Regions from separate parts of the Homo sapiens genome. Here region 1 is linked to region 2. Evidence: read pairs that join two places in POLR2A ChIA-PET (ENCODE). Cell type or tissue: MCF 10A. All regions are shown on one strand. Links, peaks and the distances in the headings refer to the core of each region. The heading gives the core; the rest is flanking DNA. Region 1 overlaps UQCC1 (ubiquinol-cytochrome c reductase complex assembly factor 1). Region 2 overlaps UQCC1 (ubiquinol-cytochrome c reductase complex assembly factor 1).

The links. ChIA-PET counts read pairs that join two places held together with the same protein. Peaks named below come from ENCODE experiments on the same cell type or tissue, not always from the same donor. Only the 100,000 strongest peaks of a DNase experiment are listed, where the experiment ranks them.
Region 1: POLR2A ChIA-PET joins it to region 2 with 5 read pairs; 8 of 35 experiments call an interaction of 5 or more read pairs at or near these places.

The regions. Positions count from the first base shown.
Region 1 is chr20:35,332,973-35,340,590 of GRCh38, reverse strand. All of the region lies in intron 7 of UQCC1 (ubiquinol-cytochrome c reductase complex assembly factor 1), which reads left to right. Among named protein-coding and RNA genes, the nearest start is that of FAM83C, 44 kb to the right of the region's middle. In MCF 10A, for the core only: no CTCF peak of the experiment used is centred there; no DNase peak of the experiment used is centred there.
Region 2 is chr20:35,383,447-35,391,064 of GRCh38, reverse strand. It overlaps UQCC1 (ubiquinol-cytochrome c reductase complex assembly factor 1), which reads left to right. Exons shown (of 10, transcript NM_018244.5): 3 at 6,932-7,027. Among named protein-coding and RNA genes, the nearest start is that of UQCC1, 25 kb to the left of the region's middle. In MCF 10A, for the core only: no CTCF peak of the experiment used is centred there; a DNase peak (open chromatin) is centred at 3,524.

The sequences.
Region 1 (7,618 bases), core at 971-5,970, 50 kb after region 2:
ATCACTTGGGCCAGGGAGTTTGATGTTGCAGTGAGCTGTGATCACAGTGTTACACTCCAGCTTGGGTGGGGGGAAAAAAGTGTGAGTGTAACTAAAGGACAGTCCCTTGGGCTTGAGGCCATGAAAATAAGAATACATGTTCTCAGATACCAGTTGTTCTTTTGAAAGTTTCTAAAATGGCCTGAGCTGTTGGAGTGGATAGTCAGTTATTAGGGGAGAGAAGGCTAAATTCTAAGAAGTCAGAGTAATTCCATTTTGGGATTGGCTTACGAATTTAAGCAGGGTCCTACTGAACATGTACGTCTGGTAGATACATGCCTTTCTTTACACATGTTTCCTACCCCTAGGCCTTAAGAGGTAGCAAGAGTTCGAGGAGTAGGTGCCTCAGGCAGTTTTACAACTGGTCAGATGCATAGGTGCATACAGTCAGGGTGCCAGTCCTGTCCTGAGTGGCACATCGGACTCTGCGTTACTGCAGCACTACACCAACTTCAGAGATAGAACTTACCATGATGTGCTGTAATTATTGGTTTATATAGATCCCTCCTATTAGAGTGGGTAAGGATGCATATAGAACCCTTGTAGTTACATAGGAGAACGTGCTTGTTCTTAGCAGATACATATTGAAGTATTTAGGGGTAAAATGTTTTGATATCTGGAACTTCAAATGGTTCAGCAAAAGAAAAGGATGTGTAGATGTATGGATAGAGATAAACAAATGTTGCAAAAAAAAATTGTGCATCTAAGATTGTGCAAAATGCTGAATCTTTTGCAACATTTGCTTTATCTCTACCCATACATATACACACCCTTTTCTTTTGCTGAACCATTTGAAGTTGCAGATCTCAAAACAACTTATATGAGTTTTTGTTGTATTACTCTTACATCCTTTAAAAATTCTTTGAAATTCTTCAAAGCAAAAAATTGGAGAGAAAAGAAGTATTCATGTTCTGGCTCCAGCCCATTCTTCTAGTTTAATCTGCAACAAATCATACCCCTTCCCTCCAAAAAAGTTCAAGTGCATGCACACAAATACATATTCTTCTCATGCCAGACTTTCACTGGTGCCGTAAGTGTGCTGTGTTCTTTTATGCCTCTAGGCTTTTGTTTATGCTATTCCGTCTGATCTGGTCTTCTCCCCTGTCTGCTCATGGCACTATAAGACACAAGCTGGATAACACCTCCTCCAAGAAGCTTTTTCCAGTATTCACCAATAATGTTCATATATCTGGCCACTCCCTTCTCTGAACTTACCATGGTGTGCTCATGGTTTATGTAGGTCACTCCTGTTAGATGGGATAAGGATTCTTGGATTTCTGGTGTCTTAAACCACATGCCTACCGTAGTCACTACTCAAATATGTGTTGGATGAACATAAATACTTGCTTCTTTTGTTAGCATCTGGCTAGCCCTGTATTCCAAATACTGACTGAAGAATGATCTTCTCTGATTACACTTGGATTCAATTTCTCTAACTACCCTCCCCCTTTGAAAAAGGTCCGGTTTTTCTCTGCCCTGCCTCATGGGTTCCCTGGCTCTCATTTAAGCCTGGTTATACACTTAATCTGCTTTATAGGATGGATGAACCTTGGAATGTCAGACTGGGTACCTCAGAGGTTCTCTATTCAGCGGTTCTGAGTCTGTGAAGAGGCTCAGGTATATGCATTTTGAAAAATCTCTCCATATATATATATATATTTTTTTTTTTTTTTTTTTTTTTTTTTTTTTTTTTTTCTTTTGAGACGGAGTCTTGCTTTCTCGCCCGGTCTGGAGTTCAGTGTTGTGTGGTGTGGTCTCAGCTCACTGCAACCTCCACCTCCCGGGTTCAAGCGATTCTTCTGCTTCAGCCTCCCAAGTAGCTGGGACTACAGGCTCATGCCACCATGCCAGGCTGATTTTTTACATTTAGTAGAGACGGGGTTTCAGCATGTTGGCCAGGTGGGTCTCAAACTCCTGACCTTAAGTGATCCACCCGCTCGGCCTCCCAAAGTGCTGGGATTACAGGCATGAGCCCCCGTGCCCGGCCCCAAAAGATTTCTAATACATATTTCTGGTTAAGGTTCTACCCTCTCATTTCTGTGGTGAGGAAATGGATGCCCAGAAAAGTTCATTGATTTGGCCAAGGTCATACAGCTAGAGAATAGCAGAATGAGGACCAAGGCCAGATTACACCAATTTCCAGTCCAGTGTCCTCTTTACTATACCATGGTACCTTCCAATTGAAAGAAAGAAACCTTTTCTCCTGTCTTATTACCAAGGACTGCCAAAGACCAAGAGGACAGCTTTTCTTGAATCTAAAGGCATTCCATTTATTTCTTCAGTGCACTCCCAAGCCTGAGGCCTCTTTTACTCAATTTCTAATCCAATACGGCAGAGACTTCCTACTCAACAGGACTAATAGAGATTAAGGGGGAAAAAAAAGACATGAGAATGCTGACAATGTTCTGAATTTGTTTCTTTTTCCATCGTTTAGAGTCTGAGTGTCTCTACATCATCTGAATTTGCCTTAGTTGATTTTACAATTATTTTTCAGAGACTCCTTGGTTGTGTGTTTTTTTTAAGGGTAGAGGAACACCGAGACTGAACACCGTGCTTGAAGGGGCCGGGCCAGGAGACTAACAAAGGCGGTATTATACTGTGTGCGGCAAAGCCAATAAATGAATTCAGGAGACACCTAGATGTGTTTCTAGAGGAGACCGTGACGGGGAGGGGTCTGGTGAAAAGGCAGAAAGGTGGGATTAAGATAAATTAAAATGGGGCCAACATGTTAGATAAGGGGACAGTCTCTTCCTGTTTCCACCATTGCTTTAGATTTCTCAATCTGCTGAGTTCAGAAGTTAAAACTAGTCTTTACCATGTACTTCATACTCAGCCTCCAAGGCCTCCCACTCTTACTTAGGAAAGAACTTAGTTTTAAGGCTATTTCAGCATGGTACAGCAGTGTTTATTACTTGAGTGCTGCATCTGTTGGATGTTACTGGGGAATCTTAGACTGTTTAAACTGGAAAGGAACCCTGAAATAATCTGATCCAGAGATCTAAAAGTGTGGTCCCCAGACCAGCAGCCTCAGCATCGCTTGGGAACTCGTTAGGGATGCTAGCTCAGGCCAGATGTGGTGGCTTAAGCCTGTAATCCTAGCACTTTGGGAGGCCGAGGCGAGTGGATCATGAGGTCAGGGGTTTGAGACCAGCCTGGCCAACATGGTGAAACCCCATCTCTACTAAAAATACAAAAATTAGCCTGGTGTGATGGCATGCACCTGTAGTCCCAGCTACTTGGGAGGCTGAGGCAGGAGAATCACTTGAACCTGGGAGGTGGAGGTTGCAGTGAGCCTAGACTGTGCATTTGCACTCTAGCCTGGGCGACAGAGCAAGACTCTGTCTCAAAAAAAAAAAAAAAGAATGCTAGCTCTAGGGCATACCCTTGATCTTCTGAAAACTGGGGTGGGACCCAACAGTCTGTCTTTTCACCAGCTCTCTAGTTTGAGAACCACTGCTCCTAAACTAATTATATCATTTAGATGATTGGGAAATTGGCTCTGGAAGAGCTGCGTACAAATTAGAAACACTGAAGAGTAGAACTCGGGTGTCTTTGTTGCCACTGTTACTGTTCTCCTCGCTAAGAGGAGCAGGGTCTAGGCATGGGCTAACGACATGTGAAACTTGAGGATTTCAGCATAATTCAGAAGCAGAGTTCCCCAATAGTAATAGCTAACATTTATTGAGCACTTTCTTTTTTTCATGCACTTTACAAGCACCATTTGAATTTTATAACATTTTGCAACAGTCTTACCTGTGAGATTAGTAACATTTCTAGCCTCATTTTACAGATGAGGAAACTAAGGCTCAGAGATAGTTTCCCATAGCAGTTACAGCAGATTACCACAAACTTGGTGGTTTAAAACAACAAAAATTTATTCTCTTACAGTACCGGAGGCCAGAAATCAGTTTCATGGGGCTGAAATTAAGGTGTCGGCAGGGCTGTGCTTCTTCTGGAGGTTCTAGGGGAGACTCTTGCCCCTTCCAGCTCTTGGTGGCTGCTGATGTTCCTTGACTTGTGGCTGCATCACTGCAATTTCTGCCTCTGTAGTCATGTTGCCTTTTCTTCTATCTGAGCCTAAGTTCCTTCCGCCTCTCTCTTAAAAGGAAGGATATGTGTGATGGCATTTAGGGCTCAACTGGGTAATCCAGGATTCCCTCCCCATCTCAAGTGTCTTAATTTGATCACAGCTGCAAAATCCTTTTTTGCCATATAAGGTAACACGCACAGGTTCCAGGAACTGGGACATGGATATCTTTTAGGAGACCAAATTCAGCCTACCTACCACTGTTAGGCAATTTAATTAGACTTACACAGTAAATATGGGAGCCTGGATTGGAACCCAAACCTTCTGGACTCTAGAGCCTGTGCTTTTAATTACTACTCTGTACGAAACTAAAAACTATGGCTCTAGCATTGGCATTAAGATTTTTAACCCAAGTGTTGTTTCTTTCTTCCTCTAACTTCCACAGTATCCACTTGTATTGTAGCATTGAACCTTTCAGTCCATAAGCATCTTAGGTTTTTGTTTTTGTGGGTTTTTTTGTAGAGATGGGTTCTCTCCGTGCTGCCCACACTGATCTTGGACTTCTGTGCTCAAGTGATCCTCCCACCTTGGCATCCCAAAGTGCTGGGCATAAGCCACCACGCCTAGCCAGGCATCTTATATGTTGGTCCTAGCTTCTCCAGTTAGTTAGCTTCTAGAGGGCAGATATTCCATTTTTCTGTTTTTAAAAATAGAGATATAATTTATATCCCATAACATGTAAATTTGCTTTTTAGTAAATTTGCAGCATTATGTACCCATCACCACTATTCCAGAATATTTTAATTACCTCAGATAGAAATCCTGTGCCCATTAGCAGTCACACCCGTTCCCCTTACCCCTAGCCCCTGGAAACCACTATTCTACATTCTGTTTCTATGGATTGACCTATTTGGGACATTTCATATAAATAGGATCATATAATATGCAGTATTTTATGTTTGGCTTCTTTCACTTAGCAGAATGTTTTCAAAGTTCAGTCATGTTGTGGCATATTTTCAGTACTTCATTCCTTCTTTTGTCTTTTTTCTTCTTTTTATTTATTTATTTTTTGCTCAACTCCCCCGACCGACATCATTCCTTTTTGGGATAGTCTGTTGTGTAGATATACCATGTTTTAAAAATCTATTAATCAGTTAATAGACATTTAGTCTTTCCACTTTCCACTTTTTAGCTTTTGTGAATAATGCTTCTGTGAACATTCATATATAAGTTTATGTCTGAACATAAGTTTTCAGCTTTCTTGAGGGGTATACCTAGGAGTGGAACTGCTGGGTCATATGGTGACACTATGTAAACTTTTTGAAGAATTCAGATATTGTGTCTTTTATCAAGTTGTTTGAATTCCTAGATGATTTCCATTGTTCATTTGTTTATAATGAAATTAGATATGTGTTAGTTATAATGAAATTAGTTATAATGAAATTAGATATGTTTATAATGAAATTAGATATGTGACCTTAATCATTACTTATTTTACCGACAATTTTAGACAGTAGTAAGAAGGGACAGTGTGGCATAATGGAACGAGTTCTGCCTGGCCTGGCCACTCTTCGGGTAAGCCTGAGTAAGTCAAATCACATCACCTCTCTGGGGAGGAGAGTTAGATGATTTCTACATTCTCTTCCAGACTTAACATTCTGCAACTCTGTGGAAGTCTGAAAAGCTAGCCTTGTGTTAAGTCCCAGAGCTTGTGTTCTGTTTTTTTAGCAGTTCATCACTCTCTGTCTGATTTCTGTTCCCAGACACAAACAAAGTTTTACCCATCTATCCATCCATTTTATTGTGGCCTGTTAGCTTCCAGGTACTGTGCTAAAAGCACTGGAGATACAAGGATGATTAAGACATTTTCCATGACTCCCTAGTCTAGTAGGAGAAGATAAACATAAACAGATAATTACAATATTAAGAAATTATAATGTTTTTAAATTGCTGAGAATGCCCAGAGTCTCGAGACAGGCTGGGAATAGATGACATTTGAGTTAAATCTTTTCAGATAAGTAGGTGTTTGCTAGACAAGAAGAGAATGCCAGGCAGAGGAACAGTGTGGATAAAGGCACCGAGTTGGTATGAGAAGACAAACAATGTTTGGCTTTGTTTGGTGACATTCTTACTTCTCCTGCAATGGTAAATGCAGATTCTCTTTATCCAGACTAGCTCCATTTTGAGATCCTTGTGTGTGTCTGATATTTACAGACTCATCCACACTTAAGGATCTGAGTAGTAACATGTTTTGTCTTAAGTACTGGTCACACACAGTACTTCTTCCTTCTTTGTTAAGGACACTTCAGACTCGGTTTCTGAGTAAGGGGGTTCACTGAGTAGTTGAGGGGTCATGGTCCAGATTTGGGTTTTCTCCATAGCACCAGCTCAGGTTGGGCTCTTGAAAATGCCTTCTTGTCGCTCTAAGGGTTTTGGTTACATAAAAGTATTAGGAATGTAAAATTTTACAATATGATCAGCACAGCACAAACTAAATTTCTAGCCTTTAACCTAGAAGCATATATGGAAGGCTTTGTGTTCTAAACTGCCCCCTTCCCAGCCCCCGGCCTTCAGGAGAGGTCATTGTACAGCTCTTTCCATGGTCACTGCTCTCTTCACTTTTACTGGAGGGCAAAACTAGGGCAGAGAAATAATTTTTATTCACTTCTGAAAGGTTACAGTAATAAAGAAACTCTTGTTAACATCAGAGAACGTTGCAGCCAAGAGTTTTCACAGTCTGGCATTGTTTATTTTACATGTAATTTGGAACCTTCTGCACTCTTAAAATATTGGCACAAAAATGTTTTAACTCTTGAAGTACTTCTCTGTACACCGCAGTAGTTTGGTGTCAGGGGGCAGCAGGACTCTGGAGAGCCGTTTGCCCTGTTCCTGTTGGAGAGAGAGATGGTATAAGCATGTGTATGTGTGTAACATACACAGTCACTCGTGTATTTATGTGCCCTTCTGCATTGAGAATTAAGAACTTTCTTTGTCCTGATGAATTTCCATGCTTCTCTTTATTAAACAATGAGAATGGTATAGCAGTCCCGCTTTCCTTTTGCCACAACTGCCAAAAAGTACAGCGCTTCCCTTATTTAGATATTTTGATGTAAGTATTCATTATCCCCTTTCTTCTCCCGCCCCCCACAGACTTTATTACTTAAGTCTTTTCTTTTACTTTTATTTTGGTTGCGGTGCATACTATGGGCCAAACTCTGTGCCAGGAATTTTACAGACATCATCTCATTTAATCCTTACAAATTACCTTGTGATAGAGTTGGGAGTGTCCCCATATTACAACTGAGGAGAACCAAGGAGCAGAAAACTTAAAGGACTTGGCTGTGGCCGCCATAGTAAGTCACAAGCCCAGAGCTGACGGATTTCAAAATCTTTGCTCAAAAAAAAAAATTGGCTCTTTTGGCCATAACATGTGCCTTTTGTTGTAATCCAATTTGAACCTTTTTTTTTTGGAAATAGGTAGAATATAAGTAATTATGAGTGAACTAATGGACTAACTGATCCATTGATAGAAGCACAAGTCACTTATGTTAA
Region 2 (7,618 bases), core at 1,633-6,632:
GCCACCACACCCAGCTACTTTTTGTATTTTTAGTAGAGAAGGGGTTTTGCCACGTTGGCCAGGCTGGTCTTGAACTCCTGATCCGAGGTGATCCGCCCACCTCGACCTCTCAAAGTGCTGGGATTATAGGTGTGAGCTACCACCTATAATATAGAAAGCCCGGCCTTTCTAATATTTTCTTATAATGAGATTGAGGTTATGCATTTTTGGCAAAAATGATGTTATTCCCTTCTCAGTGCATCATATCAGGGGATACATAATGCTAGTAGGTCTTATAACTTTGGCCACTTGGTTAAATTGGTGTTTGTCAGGTTCCTGAACTCTAAAGTTAGTATTTTCCCTTTGTAATTAGTATCTTGTCAGGAGATACTTGGAGACTGTGCAGATACCCATTTCACATTATACTTTTGCTTACTAATTTTAGCAGTCATTGGTGGTTTTTTTTAATGATATGTTAACATTAAATTTATTGTCATAACCATTATAAGTGTACAGTTCAGTAATGTTAATTTAAGCATATTCACATTGTTTTGCAACAGATCTCTATAAACTTTTTCATCTTGCAAAACTCTATGCTAAACACTAATTCTCTCCCCACCCTGCTTTTCTACTTTCTGTTTCTATGATTTTTTTTTTTTTTTTTGAGACGGAGTTTCACTCTGTCGCCCAGGCTGGAATGCAGTGGTGCAATCTCAGCTCACTGCAACCTCCGCCTCCCAGGTTCAAGCATTTCTGCCTCAGCCTCCTGAGTAGCTGGGATTACAGGTGCTCACCACCACGCCTGGCTAATTTTTGTATTTTTAGTAGAGACGGGGTTTCACTGTGTTGGCCAGGCTGGTCTCAAACTCCTGACCTCGAGTGATCTGCCCGCCTCAGCCTCCCAAAGCACTGGGATTACAGGCATGAGCCATCACCCTGGCCTTGTTTCTGTGATTTTGACTACTTTAGGATACTTCATGTGAGTGGACTCATACAGTTTTTGTTCTTTTATAACTGGCACATGCTTATTTCACTTAGCATAATGTCCTCAAGGTTCATCTATGTTGTAGCACATGACAGGATTTCCTTCTTTTTTTAAGGCTGCGTACTCTTCTATTGTATATTTTCTTTATCCATTTGGATCAATGGACATTTGGGTTCCTTCTGTCTCTTGCACACATTATTGTGAATAATGCTGCAGTGAATGTCAGTGTACAAATATCTTAGAGATCCTGCTTTGAATTCTTTTGGATATATACCCAGAATTAGGATTGATGGATTATATGATAATTGCATTGATGGTTCTTCACTGCAGTGATCATTATTGTGGTGTTTGTCTAATGATTTTTTATTTCCATCATTCCTACATTTATTAACTGGAACTCTGTTGTAAGAAAGAGCTGTCACTTCTTCCCCATTTATTTATTTATTCAATTATTTATTTATACCAGTATGAGCTCATGGATATTTATTTTCTTCTGAGTTATAATTCATTTTCTTTTCTTTTCTTTTCTTTTTTTTTTGAGACGGAGTCTCACTCTCTCACTCAGGCTGGAGTGCAGTGGCGAGATCTTGGCTCACTGCAACCTCCGCCTCCCGGGTTCAAGTGATTCTCCTGCCTCAGCCTCCTGAATAGCTTGATTACAGGTGCGAGCTCACCACGCCCAGCTAATTTTTGTATTTTTAGTAGAGATGGGGTTTCACCGTGTTGGCCAGGATGGCCTTCATCTCCTGACCTTGTGATCTATGCGCCTCGGTCTCCCAAAGAGAGGTGCAAATTATAAGCACCCGGCTTATAATTCATTTTCCAATTAGTTATTTTGTTGATTAGATTGTCCCAGCTTGGGCTATTGGGAACGCCTTTCTACATGCCCCCCATCATTTTTTGAATACTCTCTTAATTGCTGGCACCACAAGATGTTTCAGGTTCATGCTGTATTTTCTTTGCCCTGGCCCTAGATTCAAACATTACTCCAAGGAGTCCTGATTTTATTTTTTTATTTTTTTTATTTTTTATTTTTAGATGGAGTCTCACTCTGTTGCCCAGGTGGGAGTGCAGTGGTGCGATCTTGGCTCACTGCAACCTCCACCTCCCAGGTTCAAGTGACTGTCCTGCCTCAGCCTCCCGAGTAGCTGGGGACTACAGGCGCACACACCACGCCCAGCTAATTTTTATATTTTTTAGTAGAGAAGGGGTTTCACCATGTTGGCCAGGTTAGCCTTGAACTCCTGACCTCAGGTGATCCTCCCGCCTCAGCCTCCCAAAGTATTGGGATTACAGGCATGAGCCACCGCACCCAGCCCCGATTCCTTCTATTGGAGAGCAGTATTTAGAAATCAAGATCTGGGTATTAAGTGTGCATGAGCCTGTGTTGTTGAACTCTACTCAGACTTTTGAAGGCAGCTTGATATAGCGGACAGAACATAGCTTTGAGTATATATCCTAGTCTTTAATGAACTTTACTTCTTTGAGCCTTTGTGTTCTAATTTCTAAAACAGGAAAAAATAGTCCGGGCACAGTGGCTCATGCCTGTAATCTCAGCACTTCTGGAGGCCAAGGTGGGAGGATTGTTTGAGGCCAGGAATTTGAGACCAGCCTGAGTAACATAGCAAGACCCTATCTCTACAAAAAATCCGGAATAGCTGGATCTCTGTGTTCCCAGGTACTCAGGAGGCTGAGGCAGGAGGATCCCTTGAGTCTGGGGGGGTCAAAGTTGCAGTGACCCATGACCACACCACTGTACTCCAGCCTGGGTGACAGAGCAAGACCCTGTCTCAAAAAAAAAGAAAAAAAGAAATAGAAGGGGCAGGTGTGGTGGCTCATGCCTGTAATACCAGCACTTTGGGAGGCTAAGGTGGGCTGATCACTTGAGGTCAGGAGTTTGAGACCAGGGTGGCCAATGTGGTCAAACCCTGTCTCTACTAAAAAAATAAAAAAATTAGCTGGCGTGGTGGCACACGTCTGTAATCCCAGCTATTTGGGAGGCTGAGGCAGGAGAGTTGCTTGAACCCAGGAGGTGGAGGTTGTAGTGAGCCGAGATCATGCCACCGCATTCCAGCCTGGGCACAGCGAGACTCCGTCTCAAAAAAAAAAAAAATAGGAAAATATACTTTATAAGATTGTTGTGAGATAACATAAGTAAAACACCAAGCATGTAGGTAGGTACTAGACATACAGGAGATCTTCAGTAAGTTGCAATTGCTATTTTTGTTGCTATTTATGTTCCTGTTGCTTGGGAAAGTTTTCTCCTCACTGTATGAAATGAAACTTAAAAAAAAAAAAAAAAGTTGTCCTAAAATTACCTTTACCAAATTGCAACCTCTCCCTTTGTCTTAGTTTCCTCATCTGTGAAGTGAAAAGGTTGGACCAGAATATCTCTGAGATTTCTTCCAGCTCAAGTGTTGTTATTCTGAGTTACTCTTTAGTTCTTCAGTTGCCTTTTCTCCAAGCTAAACAGCCTAAATTCCTTTTGACCTTTCCACTAGGACCTTTTATTCATCCCTTTGATCATTCCTGTGGTTCTTTTTTTGGACGTTCTCCAAAGTTGTCCTCTTTGAAAAAAAAAAAAAATCCACCTAGTTTTTATTGAGTAATGACTTCATGCCCAGAATGGTGTTGAGTATTGGGACAGAAAATGACAGACATATAAGATGGGCTGTGCCCTGGAGCTTATAGTTGCTAAAAGGAGCAGACACACACGCCCATGGTATTCAAGAATCGCTTGAGTTTGTCCCAGCACCCCCTTTCTACTTCTCTGCCTCTGTCATTCTTGTTTTTTTATTTTTTATTTTTATTTTTTGAGACAGAGCCTTGCTCTGTCACCCAGGCTGGAGTGCAGTGGCATGATCTTGGCTCACTGTAACCTCCGCCTTCTGGGTTCAAACGATTCTCCTGCCTCAGCCTCCTGAGTAGCTGGGATTACAGGCACACACCACCATGCCTGGCTAATTTTTGTTTTTTTTTGGAGGGGGGTAGAGATGGTGGTTTGCCATGTTGCCCAGGCTGGTCTCTAACTCCTGGACTCAGGCAACCCTCCCGCCTCGGCCTCCCAAAGTGTTGGGATTACAGGCGTCAGCCACCACGCCCAGCCTATTGATATTTTCTAATCTAAGCAAAGGAAAAATTGAGGTCTTTAAGGGTCGAGTGAATTTTTTGCGGGAAGTGCAAGGACAAGAGTGGGTAGTACAAAAAAGTAAATGTGTGTGTTTATAAGTGTGTAGGTGTGGAGAAACTAGATGTCCTTGATACTAGATACATAGGTACTTTAGTAGTTCAATATAGTGTGAAATGTTAGCTAATGGTAGGATAGAAATACAGTAGATGGTAGGACAGCCACAGAAGGAATCTACTGGTTACTCCTAGAGCTGTGAGGAAAAAGAAGGATCTAATAGAACCTAATAGAAGAGGACCCAGCCCAAAGCACAGCTTGTGGAAACTGCTGTTGGCTGTGTTCTTTGAACCAGTTTAAGTGCTTTGTGTTTTAGGTGGACCATTGCATTGATGTATGTGATGTAATGGGGAGGTGTTCTGTGTTTAGTCTGTGTTTTACAAAGCCTGCTTGATACTTATGAATTAAAGCCTAAGTGTCCTTGGGACTGACCAGAAGAATCCTGACTAATTTTTTAATATCCTCGTTTGGAAAGAAAAGTAAATAGTAACATTCCACAATTAGAAATTCTATTTTTTCTTCGTTAGGGTTAAAGAAAAAAAATCATTTTCATTCCATGTGTTCCATTTCTTCTTGGAATAAACCAGAATTGAAGAGTCAGCCCTCTTCCTGCTCCCTCTCACCCTTTTTTATTGTAAAGGTAATATAGCATTAGTGAGAGTTTGGAAACTAGATTTTTTTTTTTTTGCCAGAATTATTTTGGCTATAGATTCTTAAATTTATCCATAATTCTAACTTAACAAAATAACTCTTTGGTTTCTTGTGTGTTCTTTCTAAACTTGCCCATATGCAGTCTACGCAGTCATGTTTTACCTATAATTTTATACATATTATAAGCATTTAACATTTTTCATGTTGTTAACAATAATAATAATCTCTGAGTAAACCGTGCAGTCTGAGTGATGATGATGTGTCAGTGTAGGTTTGTTCTTTGTATCAAATGCACCACTCTGGTATGGGATGTTGATGGCGGGGGAGGCTGTGCATGTGGGGGAAGGGGTATGTGGGAACTCTGCCCTTTCCAGGAAGTTTTGCTATGAGCCTAAAACTGCTGTTAAAAAAAAAAAAAAAAGTCTATTTAAAAAAAAAAAAATCCCAGCCAGGCACCCAGGCTCATGCCTGTAGTCCCATTTTGGGAGTTCAAGGCATTTTGGGAGTTCAAGGCAGGAAGATCACTCACTTGAGCCCAGGAGTTTGAGGCCAGCCTGGGCAACATATGGAGACACTGTCTCTACAAAAATACAAAAATCAGCAGGGTGTGATGACAGATGCCTGTAGTCCCAGCAACTCAGGAGGCTGAGGCAGGAGAATTGCTTGAGCCGGGGAGGTGGAGGTTGCAGTCAGCTGAGATTGCACCACTGCACTCCAGCCTGGGCCATAGAGCCAGACCTTGTCTCAAAAAACAAAAACAAAACAACAACAACAAAAACAAAACAAAAAACCCTCAATGGATACCTGATTTTCCACTGAGTGACTGAACTTTCATTAACCATCTCCTTAATGGACTTTCCTCCCAGTTTTCATTCTGTATAGTATCTGGCACATAATAACGGCTATTTTATTGCCAAATTGTTTTTAAATGCAATGTGAACATGAAAAAGGTGGCGATTGTGATCCAAACAATAATGCTGGTGATGATAGTGATGATGGAAACTTCTGCTATTTATTGAGTGCCTATTTTGTGAAAGGCACTTTATATATCTTACCTTCTTTCATCCTTACTGCAACTGAGGTTCAGTAAGTTTTCCATGGCCACTGAGCTTGTCGTAGGCGACAGAAGCAGGTTTTAAACCTAAAAGTGGCTGGTGTCTTTATTTTTTTCCCCATATACGGCACTGCTGCCCATATTTAAATAGATAGATACTACAGTTCTGTTTCCTAGAATTGACTTAGATGTAGTTCCAGGTTTCCAGGGCTGAATTCTTTTTTTTTTTTTTTTTTTTTTTTTTTGAGACCGATTCTTGCTGTGTTGCCCAGGCTGGAGTGCAGTGGCATGATATTGGTTCACTGCAACCTTTGCCTCCTCAGTTCAAGCTATTCTCCTGCCTCAGCCTCCTGAGTAACTGGGATTACAGGCATGTGCCACCACACCTGGCTAATTTTTTGTATTTTTAGTAGAGATGGGGTTTCACCATATTGGCCAGGCTCTCAAACTCCTGACCTCAAGTGATCCATCCACCTCGGCCTCCCAAAGTGCTGGGATTACAGGTGTGAGCCACGCCACCTGGCCTTTGAATTCACTCTCTCTCTCTCTTTTTTTTTTTTTTTACAGACAGGGTCTTGCTCTTGCTGAGTCGCCCAGGTTGAAGTGCAGTGGTGTGATGATAGCTCCCTGCAGCCTCGATCTTCTGGGCTCAAGTGATCCTCCCACCTCAGCCTCCCAAGCAGCTTAAGACTATAGGCATGCACCACCACACCCAGCCAATTAAAAAAAAATTTGTAGAAATAGAGTCTTGCTATGTTCCCCAGGCTGAGTCTTAAACTCTGGCCTCAAGCAATCCTCTCACCTTGACCTCCCAAAGTGTTGGAATTACAGGTGTGAGCTATTGTGCCTGGCCCAAATTCTTTTATTTCTTCAGGTATTCAACAGATATTTCTTGGGCATCTACCATGTACTAGACACCCTTCTAGGTGCTGATCTTGGGTCTTCCTGGTGAGCTGATCACGGGGAAGTGGGCTAAGTAAGGTTGGAAAGATCCTATAGTCTTTACTTTGAAACAGCTCTGTTCAGATTAACCCTGTAAGTGCTCAGTGTTGCATAGATCTGTGTTTTTATTCTTCAGTGGCCCCAGATGAGCCAGTCCCGAGCATGTGGTGGATCAGAACAGATTCCTGGAATAGACATACAGCTGAATAGGAAGTATCACACCACACGTAAGGTGAGAATTATCAGTGCATTCTGTGTTTATAGAGTGCTTTCACACAGGTGTTCTTTGGATCTCAACAAAATTGTTAGCTAGGTGAGTTTTAGCGAATGCAGAAGGTGAGGCTCAGGGGGTAAAGTGACTTGCCCAAGGTCACAAGGATGGTAAGTAAGTGGCAGACAAAATGAATTTTTTTTTTTCAGGGACAAGGTCTTGCTCTGTCACCCAGGCTAGAGTAGAGTGGTGCCTTCATAGCTGACTGTAGTCTCGAACTCCCAAGCTCGAGCTATCCTCCTGCCTCAGCCTTCTGAATAGCTGAGACTTACAGTCATGCACCACTGTGTACTGCCAATTTTTAAATTTTTGTAGAGACCAGGGTCTCGTTTTGTTACCTAGGTTGGTCTCAAACTCCTGGCTTCAAGCGATCCTCCTGCCTCAGCCTCCCTAAGTGCTGGGATTGTTTTTAAAATTTTTTTTAACAGATGAGGTCTTGCTCTGTTACCCTGGTGGAGTGCAGTGGCATGATCATGGCTCACTACTGCCTTGAACTCCTGGGCTTAGGTGATCCTCCCACCTCGGCCTCCCAAAGTACTGGGATTACTGAGA